3 separate regions of the Mus musculus genome follow, and all the other regions are linked to region 3. A link is a loop called in an ENCODE intact Hi-C map of the cell type or tissue named here. Cell type or tissue: heart. All regions are shown on one strand. Links, peaks and the distances in the headings refer to the core of each region. The heading gives the core; the rest is flanking DNA.

Evidence for each region. Peaks named below come from ENCODE experiments on the same cell type or tissue, not always from the same donor. Only the 100,000 strongest peaks of a DNase experiment are listed, where the experiment ranks them.
Region 1: it touches region 3 in a loop (2.5-fold over the local background); 3 of 42 quality-filtered maps call a loop at or near these places.
Region 2: a loop joins it to region 3, with 2.5 times the contacts of the local background. A loop is called at or near these places in 5 of 42 quality-filtered maps.

What each region holds. Positions count from the first base shown.
Region 1 is chr16:23,330,405-23,336,126 of GRCm38, reverse strand. The region is part of intron 5 of St6gal1 (beta galactoside alpha 2,6 sialyltransferase 1); the gene reads right to left. Among named protein-coding and RNA genes, the nearest start is that of Gm30814, 6.6 kb to the right of the region's middle. In heart, for the core only: no CTCF peak of the experiment used is centred there; a DNase peak (open chromatin) is centred at 3,176.
Region 2 is chr16:23,270,073-23,275,794 of GRCm38, reverse strand. All of the region lies in intron 2 of St6gal1 (beta galactoside alpha 2,6 sialyltransferase 1), which reads right to left. Among named protein-coding and RNA genes, the nearest start is that of BC106179, 47 kb to the right of the region's middle. In heart, for the core only: no CTCF peak of the experiment used is centred there; DNase peaks (open chromatin) are centred at 3,054, 3,494, 3,794, 5,034 and 1 weaker place; H3K4me3 peaks cover 247 bases; H3K27ac peaks cover 2,177 bases.
Region 3 is chr16:23,148,166-23,153,887 of GRCm38, reverse strand. The region is part of intron 1 of Adipoq (adiponectin, C1Q and collagen domain containing); the gene reads right to left. Among named protein-coding and RNA genes, the nearest start is that of Adipoq, 4.5 kb to the right of the region's middle. In heart, for the core only: a CTCF peak has its summit at 2,295; a DNase peak (open chromatin) is centred at 2,287.

The sequences.
Region 1 (5,722 bases), core at 531-5,530, 180 kb before region 3:
CTTTGTTTTTGCTGTCTCTGGAAACACCAGTCACCACCAATGCCACTTGCCTCAATGGCTTTGATGGCCAGGGCTCTGCATTTCTTATCTTTAAGCTTTCCTGTCACTGGATTCAGTTTGGCAGGGATTCAAATATCTTTTGGGTATGGATAATATTAAAGTTGTTTAATGTTGCTCTACTTTATTGAAAAGTTGACTCTGGAGTGGGCTATGACTCTCCCTCCTGTAGACCCAAGCATGCTTGGGTAACCTCCAATTGTCCTCTGTCAGACAGGCCACTTGACTTTGTGACAGAGATGGGAGAGCAAAGCAAAACAACAACAGGAATTAGATTATTGGTTTCATTTAACTGCCTAAAACTTTTGCTAAGATGTAAACCTTAGCTCAAGATCTGTAAGACTATTCATTATGTAAACTTTCTGTACCTCAAAATTTGTATGTTTACTGGGTATGGTTAAAAATCTGTAAAATCTGTAACAAAAAAAAAAGTTAACTTAAAATTTGTAACATGAGAGGTTGACAGTTAAAAATCTATACATAGGTAACCTTAAAGGAACCATATGGTATGATGCCATCTTGGGCTATAAGCAACATGTGGCTTGTCTGTTGCCATCTTAGCTGCTGTCCCCCATCGGGATGGAGGCAGCCAGAAACAGAGCCAGCTGGAGCCTAGGAGACCTGCTGTGTGTGCCTGTCTGTGTGTGCTGCCCAGGGTGGGGCCACAGAGGGGACCCAAGCCCTTAGGGGAAGCCCAGATGAGTGAATCCCAGACACTGAACATTGAGTTGTTTGCACTGTTGGAGTTTGGTTTTGCTTTGTCCCCACTGTGGCTGTGCCCTGTTTTGTCTCTCTTACAATAAAATAGAGTATTTATATATATATATATTATTGGAGTTTACAATAGACAGATTTTTAACTTTTTTTAAAAGGGAAATTTAGGAGTTTTGAAACTTTAAATTAAAAAGTTAGATATTTCCTTTAAATATTTACATTTATAAGGCTATGAGATATTTTAAGTTTCTTTTTTTTTAAAGATTTATTTATTAATATATATTAATACTTAATATACAAAGGCATCTCACTGGGCTATCCCACCCTTCAATGTTAGTCATAGGCAGGGAGGAGATTCTGGCAATGGAACACTCATCAGTATATATTAAGTACACTGTAGCTGTCTTCAGACACTCCAGAAGAGGGAGTCAGATCTTGTTGCGGATGGTTGTGAGCCACCATGTGGTTGCTGGGATTTGAACTCTGGACCTTTGGAAGAGCAGTCGGGTGCTCTTACCCACTGAGCCATCTCACCAGCCCATATTTTAAGTTTCTAAAATGCTTTATATTAGATGTCGACTAATATGCTCTTTGGGGATTTTTTTTGGTTTTGTTTGTTTGTTTTCATTTTGTTTTGTTTGTTTGGTTGTTTGGTTGGTTTTTTTAAGACAGGGTTTCTTTGTGTAACAGCCCTGGCTGACCTGGAACTCGCTTTGTAGACCAGGCTGGACTCAGATTCACACAGATCTGCCTGCTTCTGCCCTCCAAGTACTGGGATTAAAAATGTCCTCCACCACGGCCCAGTTTATTAATATGTAATCTTCAAATAAATAAGTAATGAATGAATGAATGGCTAACGAATTAGAGCTGCAGCTATCAGCACCAAACAGAGGAACCTAGAATATTCCTATCATGGGATGCAGTAAGTCAGTGACCTAAGCAGTCTGGCAAAGAGACCATGGAATGTCTTCCTAACCAGGGACTATCCAGGCTGACAGAGACTGACCAAAGAATGGACGCCTAGTCTCTTAGTCTGTGCCAACTTTGTTAATCGTTAGCTATTTAGATAAGAGTCACCTAAGGAACTGTGACAATCTGTAATGGTGCGCCATGGAAGGCCTGGGGAAGTAAGTTCCCAGTGTCCCTGTGAACTGTATTTATGACTCAAAGTTTTATTCTGATACTAAAAGAATACCAATTCGGATATTCAGCCCCAAGAGAGGTGGCAGCAGCTGCTGCCCTTGCTGCTGCTATTGGCTGGTTGGAGATATCCTGACAATGAAGATTAGACATGCCCCAAGGAACTTGGTGCCCCAATCAGCAGGAAGTAGTCTAATGATATCAACATCCCCTTCCCCCCTTTACCATCTGCAGTCACAGCTCTCAGTAATAACTACTTATGTCTCTGTCAAATGATTTATATCGGAAAGAAAGGGATGTGAAGTCTATGTAAGTTACAGGGGTCTAAGAAAGCAACTTCTGTGGATGTAAAATATTGTGTAAGTTCTGAAGGCCTTAGGAAGTTATTTAAGATATATGAAAAAAATGAGAGAATACAAAATGTTTCAAATTTCCGTCCCCTTCTATGATGTTGTTGTTATACTAAGATCTCAGAAGTTCAGAGTTCTAACATCGATTAACGGAATTCTGATAAACTGGTAAAGCACGGATTACCATTACTAGTCACAAGCTCAAGATCTGACGTTTCCTTTGGTTGTCTGCTTCTGACCGGGCTAAAACCATCTCGGCTCAATCTGGGTACCCAGCCCTCTGGACAGAGAAGCAAATGTCCATACTTTTTAAGGCAAACCCATCGCTTCTGCTAGCTCATAAGCATGCTTCTACTCTGTTTACAGAATTAGCTGCTTTTTCTACAATGTGGATTTCAGTGCGGATTGTGAACAATGATAACGCTATCAAATCTAAAATTTTTATCTCTTTTTTTAAACTAAAAAAAAAAATCAAAAATACTTCAGGGAGTTGTGGAAGTCGTTCCGTTTTGGATCTACCTCTCACAGATCAAACAGACTCTAGATAAGTACACCCTAGTTGTCTGTGCCTATATCACTCCCTCCCCAACTCAACTCCCCCCCACTTTGGGATTCCTCCCCTAACCACCAGGACTAGGGTCCTGAAAGCTACAAATGTAATATTTTTTTCCTTTAAGTTTCTTGACTTTAACTTCTATCCCTAGTCTATATCTGATTTAGCAGATTTCCACCTTGCTGACAGATACCACCTAGAAATCAGCTGTGGACAAACTGTTCCAAATGACTTCAAGGCCTGGGCTTGCTGGAAGCTGATGCGAACCAGTCCAGTTCCCTTTCTCTTCGGCTGGGTCAGTTAACAAGATGCTTCTGATGAGTGTTCCATTGCCAGAATCTCCTCCCTGCCTATGACTAACATTGAAGGGTGGGATAGCCCAGTGAGATGCCTTTGTTTGTTAGGAACGAGTCTTGGAAGAGAGCACTTGGACTTCCCCTTTCTCTAGTCCCGTACACAAAGTGAGCAATGGCGTGCTGTCTCAGCACAGGCTCTCATGTAACTGGGAGCCAAAGTAAATATTTTCTTGTTCTTAAGATTTATTATCATTTTAAATTGCATCTAGAGGTGTGTGTGCATGAGCACTAGAGCCCTCAGAGCTCAGCGTCTTCTAAGATGACCCTTGTGAGCCACTTGGCATAGATGCTGGGGACCCAACTCGGGTCCTCTACTGGACCAGTGCACACTGCTAACCAGTGAGTCTTCTCTCTAGCCCCAGCATTTTCTCCTTGTAAACTGAATGTCTCATGTATTTGTAGTAATAATAAAACGAAGTCAAATGTCCCGTTATGCTGTTTTAAATGAACTAGTTTTCAATATCTGTCTCCTAAAAGGGTAAAGAGGGGGAGATCTGGGCTTTAAAATCTTTGCCAGAGAGGAAGCTGCTTTTAACAATAAGGAGGAAGTGTAGTGATGACCTTGGCCATCTACTCTGAGCTTTTATCCCTGTGATAACAAACAGCAATTAGCAAGACCTGATCTCTATCTAGACTAATCTAGGACTGTGTACACAGCTGCCGTGTCCTGGAGTTAAGAATGGGAAGTGGGGGCTTATAGATGCTAACAGCACAGATTGACCCAAATTAACCAGTTTCCCATTTAAACCTGAAGCTCTAAGTCACCTAAGACCTATAAGTCCCAAAATAGTGTCATCTCTACTGGTCACAGTGGTGGTCTAGGAGGGAGACAGGCTTGGGGGGGGCTTCCTCCTGGGCACCTCCCCAGAGGCTTCCTTTCTACCTGTGTTGGTTTTTAAATTTACTCAGCTCCATCTCATCTACACCATGAAAAGAATAGAAACGCCAGTGCCCTGCTCCAAGTTACCCTGCATTGTGTAAAACAGTGGTCTATCAGTCTGTGCCATCCTGAGAGAATCCATTCTCAAGGAGGTTTTGACACCATCTTGAGGAGGGAGGATGACTCTGTACCAGTGTGGACATGTCCGGCACCACTCACATGCACAGACTGATGAACGATTTATTCCTGGGAGTAGGAAGGGTGCCACCCTGTCAATTTATCAGAGTGAATTGAGAAGGAAGGGCATAACATAGGTATCTTAAAGGCATATCAGGTAAATCAGACCAGAAAACTTACTGGATACACTAGATCATAGCGAGGCAAACACTTAAAACTACAGTGGCAGTGACCCCCAGCAACCTGTCAGCTGCTGACCACCCTAGTATGCATGTCAAAGGACCAACTGGCAGATCTCGCCATTGTTCTCCAGGGTTCAGCTTGGTTTAGTCCTGCTTTTGATAGTCTAACAGAATTACCATCTACCTACATTCTCTTCTCCCACCCAGACCTGCCCACCTGCCTGTTCATTCATCTTGACCTGCTCCTGCCCTTTTGTCTATACAGCTCCACTAGACTCTATAGCTCAGTTCTGACCCTGAAGCCTAACACTGATATCTTGCCCCTTACATTTCTATCAATTTCCCCGTCGTAGGCCTTCATAAACCTATGAACACCCCTGCAATAGCCATTTAGTTCTTTCAGTCACTCTTCAACCTCTTCACATACACACGTAGATAGATAGATAGATAGATAGATAGATAGATAGATAGATAGATAGATAGATGATATATAAATAGATAGATGAATAGATAGATAGATAGATAGATAGATAGATAGATAGATAGATAGATAGAGATAGGTAGCTATATGATGGATAAATAAATGGATAGATAGTAGATAGATGATAGAAAGATAGATAGATGATAGATAGATAGATAGATAGATAGATAGATAGATAGATAGACAGATATATATTTTGTGTGATATGAAATGTGTGACTTGAAAGTCAATGTTAAAAATTAAGATAAGGATAAAAGAACCCACGTTTGCTCTGGCTAGGGCTGCCAAAGAAAGCAGGAATTACCTGGTAAGTTACTGCCATTGGAACCACTGTAGCTTTGGCTACAGTATGAATTTACTGGCATCCAATAAATCCCAACACTGTGGAAAGCCACTCTTGTAGGCTACTGAACTATAATTATACCATCTTGTTACTGTATTCTTAAGATACTTTCATTGTTAAAATTACCTTCTTCCCTTGGTTCACTTAACAGGCCGATACATTCCTTAGGGACAAAGGTTTTCTGTGTTTGAAATTCCTTTTAGCAGACTTCCTCTTCTCCTACCTCAACTACAAGACATACACTTTGATGAAACTCTGCCTCTGTCTGTTTGTCTTTCTCTGTCTCTGTCTGTCTGTCTGTCTGTCTCTCCATCTCTCTGTCTGTCTGTCTCTCTCTCTCTTTCTCTTGTAAATGCCTACGTGACATCTCTTTACAGATACCTAAATTTGACATAAACCCCAGCTGGAATTGTAGGGCTTTGTCCTCTCTAGCTCAGATTTCCTGTGTCTGGGGCATGAGAAGAAAACCAGTGGAAATATGAAGAGATT
Region 2 (5,722 bases), core at 531-5,530, 120 kb before region 3:
AAGGAAGGAGGAGGGAGGAGGTCCCAGCTCAATGGGGTGGACAAGCAGCAGAAAGCCCTCGGATTCCCATGCCACTTCTGTGAGATGTCTTTCTATCCCATCAGATCTGCACACTAGATACCTTGAGCACATTAAACAGACATGGAGACTCAGGTGAGCTCCTTATACGTATAATAAGCTTAGGTTTATTTCAGTCCCAAGTTGATTACCTGCTCATTCTCCTTCCTCGAACTACCTCTGCCCAGCTGCCATCACTCCTGAACAGCAAGCCACATCCTGGCTCTCTTTTCCTTGCTACAGAACCCCGGTGGCAGGCACATATTCCTCAATAGCTGGACACTGTCTTAGTTATTATCCAATTACTATGGCCAAGGCAACTTATTTTTTTTTTTTTTAAAGATTTATTTATTTATTTATTTATTACATGTAAGTACACTGTAGTTGTCTTCAGACACACCACAAGAGGGCGTCAGATCTCATTACAGATGGTTGTGAGCCACCATGTGGTTGCTGGGATTTGAACTCTGGACCTTCGGAAGAGCAGTCGGGTGCTCTTACCACTGAGCCATCTCACCAGCCCGCAAGGCAACTTATAAAAGAAAGCATTTAACTGGGGGCCTGCTTACAGTTTCAGAGGGTTAGTCCACATTCATCATGGTGGCGAGCATGGCAGCAAGCCGGGAGGTGTGGCACTGAAACAGTGACTAAGAGATGACATCTGATCCACAGGCAGCATGGAGAGAGAGAGAGAGAGAGAGAGAGAGAGAGAGAGAGAGAGAGACTGACCCTGGAAAGGGTCTGTGAATTATCAAAGCCCACCCCCAGTGACATACTTTCTCCAACAAGACCTCCTAATCCTTCCCAGATAATTCCACTAGCTAGGGACAGAGCATCAAACCCTGTGACTTCCAGTGTGAACATGGAACCCAAACCCCCAGCCCCAAATCCAATCTGTTCACAACTTCACTTTCTCAGAGCAATCAGAGCATTTCTTTGTTTCCTTCTTACTCAAAGAAGCAAGAGTTGATAAGGTTCCAGGAAATGACATGAACAAAGCCACAGAGCCTCAGTGTGAAGGCCAGCGCCATTCATCGCCCTGTTGCCCAGGGCAACCAAGGTCACTTTTCTGGGCCTCAACTTATTTGCTTATAAAGCAAGAATTCTATGACCAGAATTACAGAGTTGTTTTGAGAATTAAATGAGAAAGGGCCCAGCACCCATCAGTGTTCAGAACAAAACTGCTGATGGACCCTAGCTCTCAGGTGATCCTGGATCTTTGGCAAGGAAATGTCTCAGGATGCTCTTTCCTTGGGCTTCTTTTAGCTATAATGCAGTGTTCTTATTCTATGGAAAGCTTTTGCTGAGTTTTCTCAAGTCTGCAATTGGAAACATGGTCTAGGGTAGGAAATGGTAGCTCTCTCCGGATCCTGGTGGGGAAGTCCCCTAAGTATCTTCTGTAATGAATAACACAGAAGATGAGCCTTGAAAACTTTGAACAAAGATGAGTCAAAAAGGCCCTGTCCGTCAGAGTCACTGATGAGAGCAAAGTGCTTGAAGACCCATGCCATGGCTTCAAACAGAGGCTCAGAACCTACACACATCAGGACAGACCTCAGGGGACCTGAAGCAACGGCTGACACCTGGAAGTGACCTATTCACTGCAGCCTCTGACTGTCAAAGCGACGACGAGGCCAGAAGCCTGCTATTACTTATGGAACTGGAGCTCTTGTGCAAGCAAACCAAAATCCTGTTTAATGCAAACACTGGCCTGCAAACAAAGATGTCACCAACATAAACCTCCTGCTATCCTTCACAGAGGGTCTTCTATCTCGACCTGTCAGATGTGTTTGCCTGAATGGATCCAGTGCCACCAGGCTGCTCGAATGAGATGTTATTAGCCCTCATTTAGCACACTGCTCCACCCAGCTATACCGGGGCGTACCTCGTGGTGGGGGAAAGGCCTGCTTTGGCCTGTGTGCACAGAATACAGGCTGCAGAACTAGCTTCCTGATCATCACCCCCAGATCGTGGTAGCCTGATCCTAAGTGATAGGGTTTACGGAAGACAGTTCATTCTACTCACAAATAGGTAGGAGATTTAGACATTCAGAATGACAACTTGACAATCCAGACTCTACATCCCCTTTAGATCAAGTCCTAGGACGGATGACTTTTTAAGAGACTTTCACCATAAAGTTTATTTTCAATCATAACAGACTGGCTTACATGGGGCCCTTCCATGAGCCATACCTTTACAGGAAAGAAGCTACTGAGCAGTATTCCTAAAAGCTGGGATACTATTATTGCCAGGGCGCCCTTCTTCCCAGCTGGGTTTCTTTTTAACAAGAAATTCAAGGAGGCTTAGGACTAGACAACTAGCAAGCAATGGCGCTGTAGTTACAGAGCGGCATATCTGGTCCACACCGAGCCTGATCATTTAGTCACCTTCCTTGGAGTAGCTTAACTTTGCTGAAGTTTAAATGTGCATGTAGGACTCCACAGAGTCACCAGCACTTGCTTACAGGGGCTTTAAAGGGCACCTTGCACAATACCCAGCTCCTAAAATCTCTGGTCAGAGTCAGCCGCAGCCCTGGGCCTCAGGACCTTAGCTTGCTCTTCTCCGTGCTGCCCAATTAGCCATGAGAGTGTCTGAGACCAGGACTTAAACTCAGACCTGGACAACTGCAGACTATAAAGCGCTGACTCGAGGACTTCCCATAAGCCTCAGCAGCAGGGGATGTGGATAGGCCAACAGGGCAGAATGCCTACATGAGCAGTCTTGGCTCCAGGTTGAGCCCTGGACACAGTTCCTGTTGCTGCTCTTAGGAAATGGCACCAGCCAGCTAGGTACCCCTGAGCACCACAGGGAGGAAAGGAAGTTTGCTTAGGGCTGCCTCTAGCCACTGCTTTATCCTGTCCTTCATGGCTTTCCCCCAACTCCCTTGGGGAAAGATTCCAGTCTCCCACTCTTCCTTCAAACCTGTACTCAGCCCTGCCTCCTGGGGCTCTTCTCCTGGAAGACCTTGGAACTTGTGTTCCCGTCTCTGCACTCCCCCGCAGTGACCCGAGTCAGCTGAGCACTGCGGACCATGGGTTAGGGTGTGGGGAGGAGGCTTTGGTACTGTGCCTGGCCTTCAGATCAAACAGCTTATTGTTTCTCTTCTTTCTCAAGCACTCAGCCTAGGATTTTGATAGAAGTAGTCCCGTTGTGACTCACACATTAGTATGCAACTTAGAAATCATTCTTTCTATCACACAGATGTGTCCCAAGTCCAGGGGTTTCAGGAAGGCATAGGATCTACCTTCTGCTGCTTAGGCGTGGGGTGAAGAAAAAAGCCTTCTTCTTGGGTAAGACCTGATGTGCTGCCGCCTTTGCTAGAGGAAATTAAAAAAGGGAAACTTTGTCCCATTTTAAAGGAGGAACAGTTTACTAAACAGCGCAAGGGGAAGCCCAGCCACAGACAGCGAGGCAGAGACTGAGTCATGTATGAACCTGTTGTGGTCAGGGCTGGGGAAACTGGGAGAACATGAAGCTCGGATCCACTACTAGGAGGCCTCTGCTCCAGGAATCACTGGCTCCACTCCAAGCAGGGGACATCATGCTTTCGACCTCTTTGTTAAAACCTCTTCCTCAAAAATACGTTTACATTACAATTCGTAACAATAGCAAAATTACAGTTATGAGGTTGCAACGAAAATACTTTTATGGCTGGGGGGGCGGGGGTCACCACCATATGAGGAACTGTGTTAAAGGGTGGCAGCGTCAGGGTGGTTGAGGGCACTGGTCTAAACTGTGAGGAGCTTTGGTGGAATGTGAAGTGCCATTGTGGCAGATAGCAGGCAAGCTGTGGCCCTCCCTCGCCCTCTCCCAGCCAGTGTCACCCTGACCAGCTGATGTGGAACTCATTCCTACATAGGGATGTCAGGCTTAGTCGGGGACAGAGATGAGACACAATGGAGAATGTAACCTCCCCGAGAAGAATGGGGACATTCTAAAGGGACACTTGGGGCCATCACATTGACTGTCAGACTACAGAAACAATGGACCCCAAGAATCCAGAACTCCCCTCAAGGATCTTAAACTAGAAGAAAAGGCTGAGTTTCTGAGGACAAGCAGAGGAGAAAGCTGTCTCCTGTAGGAAGGGTAAACATGGGGAGACAAACTGAGAGAACAGGAGATGGAGATAAAGAACTCCCTGTCTAGGACTGCTTAGTTCCGTATGCTCCTTGACACCTATTTAAGCCTCATCCATATTAGCTCCCAAACACCAATTTGTGTTGCTACATCTCTGATTCCCTTCCCAGGCTGTTAGGGCTCAGGAGCTCAGCCTAAAACTCAGCAACAGGAACAACTACAGGATCAACCTGAGAAACACTATGTTGTGTCTAGAAGCACCAAAGTCCCAAAAGGAACCTGAACAATTCAAACCCAGGTTTGCATCCCACCACTGACCTTTACCACCACCACCACACACACACACAAACACACACACACTCAGACACACAGAGACACATACATACACAGAGACACACACAGAGAGACACACAGACACACACACACACAAACCATCCCTACCCTAGAGCCAGTTTCTGAGCACTAAAGCTAATTTCATTCAAAATGGGTGCTGTAAGCAGCCATGCCTCTCTGTTGCTAAACCAATTATCAATGTCTCTGTTTCTATCTTGGTGAGGCTTCAAAGAGCCCCACTAGGGAGCAGGTGTAGTCTGGACCCAGAGGCACAGGGCTGCTCTGTCTCCACGGGAGACAGAAGAATGCTTCCAAATACTTTCTGCCTCCCCTCTTCCCCTACGCCCTCCCCCCTTACCCCCCTCCCCCCTCATCCCACCCCACCCCCACGTTCTCAGCCTCCACAGGATCAAGTTTCCTCTGACCCAGTGGATCCAGAAGATCTCTAGGCCTCACACTGAGTCCTTTTCAGAGGTCTCACATGACAGCCTGGCAGGCGCAGCTGTTCCCAGAGAAGGCATTAATAATACAGGCCTTTTTCCGCAAACTCTGGCAAACAGTCTGAAATGACAAGTGGAAACACTGTGTCAAAATTCTCCCTGGGGCTGAGGGTGGGGGTGGCCAGAGTAACTCACCTTTATCTGGAGGGACTTGGAGCTCTCTGGGGGAGGCTAGAGGAAATAGCTAGGGGTGAGAGGGAGGGGCGCAAGCACAGGCATTCCGTGACACCAGGGACTTCAAAGGAATGCTGTGGGGGCAAGAAACAGGGGAATACAGCCCCTGTGACTTATCGGCCCAGTGGTGAACTGAGCCAGGGATTACCACTTGGCAATAGCAAACTACAGAGGTACAATTGCCTGAGACAGAAGGGGGGGGGGCCACCAGGGGGTGAGAGGCTCAGAGGACTTGCATGCCCTTTGTTCTTGCACTCTCTGGGCCTAAGAGAGCAATGCACTTACTCATGAAGGACCAATAACTTAAGTAGTGTGGGCTATATAGGAAGAGACCCCCCAGGCTCAGTACCCACGGCACAGTCAGCACACACTTTGCTCCCTCAACAGCCTCAGTTCCCTCAGCAGGAAGATGTGGAATGATGCCACACAGTGTAAAGATTCATTCAAGAATGTGATGTGCGAAGAACACCATCCCTCACCCCCAGGCAATGCATGGGAGCAGGCACCCATGAACGGGCTTCTAGTCCTTCCATACAGAGCTGAGCCAGCCTGTCATCAAGTCTATCTTCAGTTCCGGGGAG
Region 3 (5,722 bases), core at 319-5,318:
ATATGTATTGATTTAAAAAGAATCAATCAATCAAAGCTGTTTTCAGGCAGGCAGCTTTTCTAAAAAACTTATCTTTCTATTATGATATATTCCCAGATATAAATGATTGGGCCCAGAAATCTAAACTTTTTGTCCTCTTGGGTTTTTGAGGCAAGGTTTCTCTGTTGTAACCTTGACTGCTCTGGAACTTGCTCTGCAGTCCAGGCTGACCTAGAACTCAGAGATCCACTTGCCTCTGTCTCCCAAGTGGAGGAATTAAAGGCATATGCCACTATGCCCTGATTAACCTTTTTGTAAAAAAAAGACATTTTGTTTTTAATTTATGTGTGTGTGAATGATTCTGTGTGTGCGATTGTGAGAAGAGAGAGAGAGAGAAAGTGTGTGTGTGTGTGTGTGTGTGTGTGTGTGTGTGTGTGTGTGTGTGTGTGTGTGAGCCCAAGGAGGCCCCGAAGAGGATTTCCTGGAACTGGAGTTATGGATCGTTGTGAGGCACCATGTGGGTACTAGGACCCAAACCTGAGTCCTCTGGAAAAGCAAGTGCAAGGTCTTAATTGTGAGCTGTTTCTCCAGCCCACCTAAACGTTTTTAAGTCTTTTAAAAAGATTTAATTTTATTTTCATTCGAGTGTGTGTGTGTGTGTGTGTGTGTGTGTGTGTGTGTGTGTGATCTGTGTACAGGAGTGAAGCACCAGTCAGTTGTGAGCTGCCCACTTTCAGTGCTGGGAACCGAACTCAGATCCTCTGGAAGAGTAACATGCTCTCTAAACTGCTGAGCTGTCTCTCTCTCAGCCTCTCTTTAAAGTCATTTAACATACATACCAACATTACAAGAAACGATGCTGCCACCCAAGAGAACATGAGTGTATGCACACAAAGACCTATCTCGGGCTGAGGGTGTCACTCTGTAGCAGGGCACTGCCCTCGCATAATCAAGGACCTGGATTCCTTCCTCAGCACAGCAAAGAAAAAAATAAGCAGGCCTAGCTGAATTACTCTTGCCAGCTTTGGGTAGTCTCAGTTTTAAAAAGTGTACTACTAGCCAAGCAGGATGACACAAGCCTTTAATCCCAGCACTTGGGAGGCAGAGGCAAGTGTATCTTTGTGAGTTTGAAACCAGCCTGGTCTGCATAGTGACTTCCAGGACAGTCAGAGTGATATGGATTTTCTGTCTCAAAAACCAAAAACCAAAACAAAAGCAAAAGAAAACATCTGTTTTAACTGTTAAATTTAGTGAGCAAAATAAATGATCTTCATTCTTCAGTCATTTCTAAGATCCTCGTTAAGTTCCTGTCAGTTAATTTACTGGGGTCACAAAGTGTTTCTTCTGCACTGTTGTGCCTTGGATATGTTTTGATTTGGGGTCTTTTGGGGGAGCACTATTTTGAGAATGAGTTTCATGGAACCCAGTCAAGCCTCAAAGACTCCATCACTGGATTTAAGATGACCTTGAAGTCATGATGGCCTCATTGCCACCTCTCAAGTGTTGGGATTACAAAACAAGCACCACTACATAGACTTTTCTTTTTAAGCTTTACCCTTTTTTAATATAGAGCCTTTGTCTATGGCCCAAATTGGCCTCACCCTCAGGGTACTCCTCGTGCGTTGGCCTCCCTGATGTGGGATTACGTGGGTGTACCAGCGGGCCCAGTTCCTGTAACGTTTGGCTGGTTTTATGTGGAGGTTATTGTTCTCTGCACCCACAGTGCTGAGACTCAAACCCAGGGCCTCTCTACTCATCTCTTCGAGGCAACTGCTCTGCCACCGAGCTACATCCCGTCCCTTATTAACATCTCTGCAGGCGATTGTGTGAGCGTGTGTCACCATTTTGTCTTCTTACGTCACACTGCTGTGACTTGCCCTCTAGGTGCAGATCATCCTTCTGTCTGTCTGTCCTCATTCCCAGGTGTACAGGGAGTCTGTCCTTTATTTGCTTAGTTCTGTTGACATTTTCCTTGATTCCAAGCAATAAACAGCTCTTATTCTTGGAAGGATTTGGTATTACCCTGGTTTGTATTTTCACTCTCTCTATATAATATCACTCTTTGCTGTACCTGTGACTTTCTTTTAATGGTGCTATAAACTGTGGCATAAGATCATTTTAAATGCCTTTGATTAAATTCAGCCTTGCACTCCCTGTTGCCTTGGAGCATCATTCTTTAAATACCCAATTCTAGTTTGACCGTACACAAATTGGAACTGGCAGGTGTGGGGAGGAGTGAGCCAGAAACAACTGCCCTAGCATTGCTCTTGGAGAGCAGGAGTCTGCCCTAGATTGGCTCATAATGTCTCTGAGTGCCTCTGTCGCCATCTACTGAATCTGGAGTGATCAAAAACCCAGTCTCAGAAACTGCTACAAAGAAAATGAAGCAGAGCTTGCCCTGGAACTTTCTTATCACAGTCAGTCAGTCAGTCAGTCAGTCAGTCAGTCTATTGGTTGGTTGGTTGGTTGGTTGGTTGGTTAATGTGTGTGTGTGTGTGTGTGTGTGTGTGTGTGTGTGTGTGTGTGTGTGTGTGTGTGTATGGTGTGGTGTGTGTGTGTGTGTGTGTGGTGTGTAGTGGTGTGGTGTGTGGTGTGTAGTGGTGTGGTGTGTGTGTGTGTGTGTGTGTGTGTGTGTGTGTACCCACAGAAGTTAGAGAACACCTGTGGAAGTCAGTTCTCTCCTTCTACCAACTGTGTCCTGGGGAATGAACTCAGGCCATTAGGTTCAGCATCTTTACTCACTGAGTCATCTTGCCCGCCATTGCTCTGAGACTTTTAATATTGTGTGTCTTATGTCAACTCTGCCCTTCTTACAGCTCCAGCAATCATATTCCTGAAAACTTCAACTCAAGAATCTAAGAAGCACCAATCTTTTCCATGGGGAAATAAGAAAGACACCAAAATGCTTGAAATGGAGGCAGGTAAGGAGGGCCCCAAAGACAAAGGGTAGCTCAAAACAGATCCCTAATGCTGGGGAGGAAGGAAGAGACAGAACTCTAGAGTTTTCAGTTCTCTCTCTCTACTGAAAAACCAATAATCTTTCTCATCTAAAAACACATTCTTCCCCCACGCCTCCATGTCCTTAATGCTTTTCTCTACTTACAGGTATGGTTGTTCTGGGATTCCCCGAGTGCCATGGGACTGAAGTACTAAGCGCTGCACACCCTTAGCTGTTCTTTTTAAAGATTTATTTTTATTTTTTAATTATTTGAATATTCATGGGGGTATACACCTATGTACAGGTACCCACGGAGGGCAGAAGGCATTGGATCCCCTGGAACTAAGTTAAAGACAGTTGTGAACCAGGTTCTTTGTGAAATTTCCTCTGCAGATACTGTTAGCTGCTGAGCTCTCTCTCCAGCCCCTAAGCCTTTGGCTGATAAGGACAGATCTCACTGAAGGCTTCTCTTTCACCGAGTTCTGGATGTAAAGTCAGGTCTGGATACCCATGAAGGACAACACAGAATGCCTCTTTTTTAAAAAAAAAAATATTCCACATTGTTTCTGTTCTTTATGTAGACAAAGCAAATGTTGCACTCTGACTTTGAAAGACTTCTGTTTCTATAAGGAAACACTACTGAATGGAACCAAGTGCAAGAGATGAATCTACAGCTAGAGCATGTTACAAAAGAAACATTGTAGATAGGTGTTGGAGGTAGACAGCAAGGATCCAGTATAATGCTTTGCATTTGGAAAGCCTTTGTTCCACCATCTCATTGAATAACCACAGCCGTTTTGGAGACAATACTGGGGGGGGGGGTTACTCAAAAAGATGCATGCTCGGGTACAAACAATCAGTTTTGCCCTTTATGTGTTTGTTGGAAGACTAAGCGACAGACTCCATGAACCATGCCTAGGGGGGTGTCTGGAGTAAGCCAGTGAGCAATGGCTGTCACTTAGGACTGCTCTGACTTAGGGGTGAGGAACTGGGGCTGCTGGGTGCTTGAGTGATAATCTAGATCCAACAGAACCCGTGGAAGTAGAGTCCTGGCTAGATAACCTCTGGCACAGACGGGGAAGAGAAACATACTACCGTCACATACCCTGCCTTTTAGTACCCTTCCCCATGGGGAAAGGGTGAGAGACCAGAGACTGTCAATCCAATGGCCTAGCTTGCCAGCCCCCTCCTCATTCTGCCCCTATTTGCCTCCCTGGCTTTATGCTCTTTGCCTAGAAATGTGATTTCACAATAATATCATAAGACCCAGTTGGCAGAAAGTGCGGAGTAGTTTACAAACTTACAAAATACCGTACACGTTTGTGAGAGAAGGAAAGTAAACAAATATTAACGTATCAACCCACTGTGGACAGCTGCTGAGTTTCACTTCACTCACACAGCCTTAAGGGGAAGACCGACAGCTGAGACATCTGGGAGAGGGAAAGGTTTGGTCATTTCTGCCAAAATAAGAAGCAACCAGGTAGGACCAGGCGTGGTGGTGCACACCTTTAATCCCAGCACTTGGAAGGCAGAGGCAGGCTGATCGATGTGACTTTGAGGCCAGCCTGGTCGATAGAGAGAGCTCTGCTATTTGTTATACAGAGAAACCCTGTCTCAAAATGTTTAAAAAATGAACATGTCATCCAATGACCCACTGGCCTTCCTAGCAAACCACACATGAGTTATGCAGAGGGATGGCTGCATGTTTCAGGACCACTGTATAGTGAAGGGGATGTGAAATTCCTCTTTGACCTGCTGGCATTTTAGCACCAACATCCAGAATCTTGTGAAATTCAAGACTGGAGTTTCCTCTGGGACTGGCAGAGATTAGGCTACAAGGAGAGAGAGAAGAGGTCAACGCCCCCAGCCAGTAAAGACAACAAAACACAGAGAAATGCCAGAGCCAAAAGCAACTCCAGGACCTCCCATCCTTGCTTGTAGAAACAGAAAGACTGAGTGCATTTCCTACATCCTCATGGAAGCGCTCTGTGTGCTGGACACCTGGCCTGTTGGTTGTTTTCACCTTCACTCATGAAGTGGTACCCGAGGGTAGAGCTCAGTGGAGGGGCATTTGCCCAATGTGTATGAAGCCCTAAGCTCAAACCTCAGAAGCACACAATAAACAAGCAAAACCAGATAAAAATTAAGTTAATATTTGTAATTTCACAATGGCACAACCCAATCATAAATGGCTGTGCCAGGAGCTCAGGCACCTCTGTCTAGCTCCTAAGATTATCTGGAAGGTGTCACTCAGCCTTTGGAAAGTCGGTAGCATTCTCATGTCCGGTATATATGTGTGCACACACTTGTACACTCTCAAGAAACCAGCAAAGCAGAGCATCCCTCCATGAAGCTTGTAGGGCGAGCTCCTGATTGAAGCCTTTGCTTTCCAAAAGATAGCACCTCCTGACTTTAGCAGAGCACATGGGGACTACCGGTCCTCTGAGTTGACAAGCAGCTGGAATGTTTATCTCTGTAACCTCCTTGGAAAATGACAAAAATGAGGGCTAAGGAGAACGCACTTCCTGGGCAAGGATGACAGCCTGAATTCAACCCCTGGATCTCCCATAAAAAGCAAGATGCGGTGGCGATCACAGTCTCCTGAGGCTGACGGTGGGTGGACGAGCAGAAGAAACAAGAGAGGAGGAAAGGGACGACTCCCAAAAGTTACCCTCTCACCTCCATGTGCCTGCCATAGAATGAGCGTGTCTGCACACATTAGACTCTTGTGTGTGCTTGCACATTCTCTCTCAAGAAAGCACTAATACACACACACACACACACACACACACACACACACACACA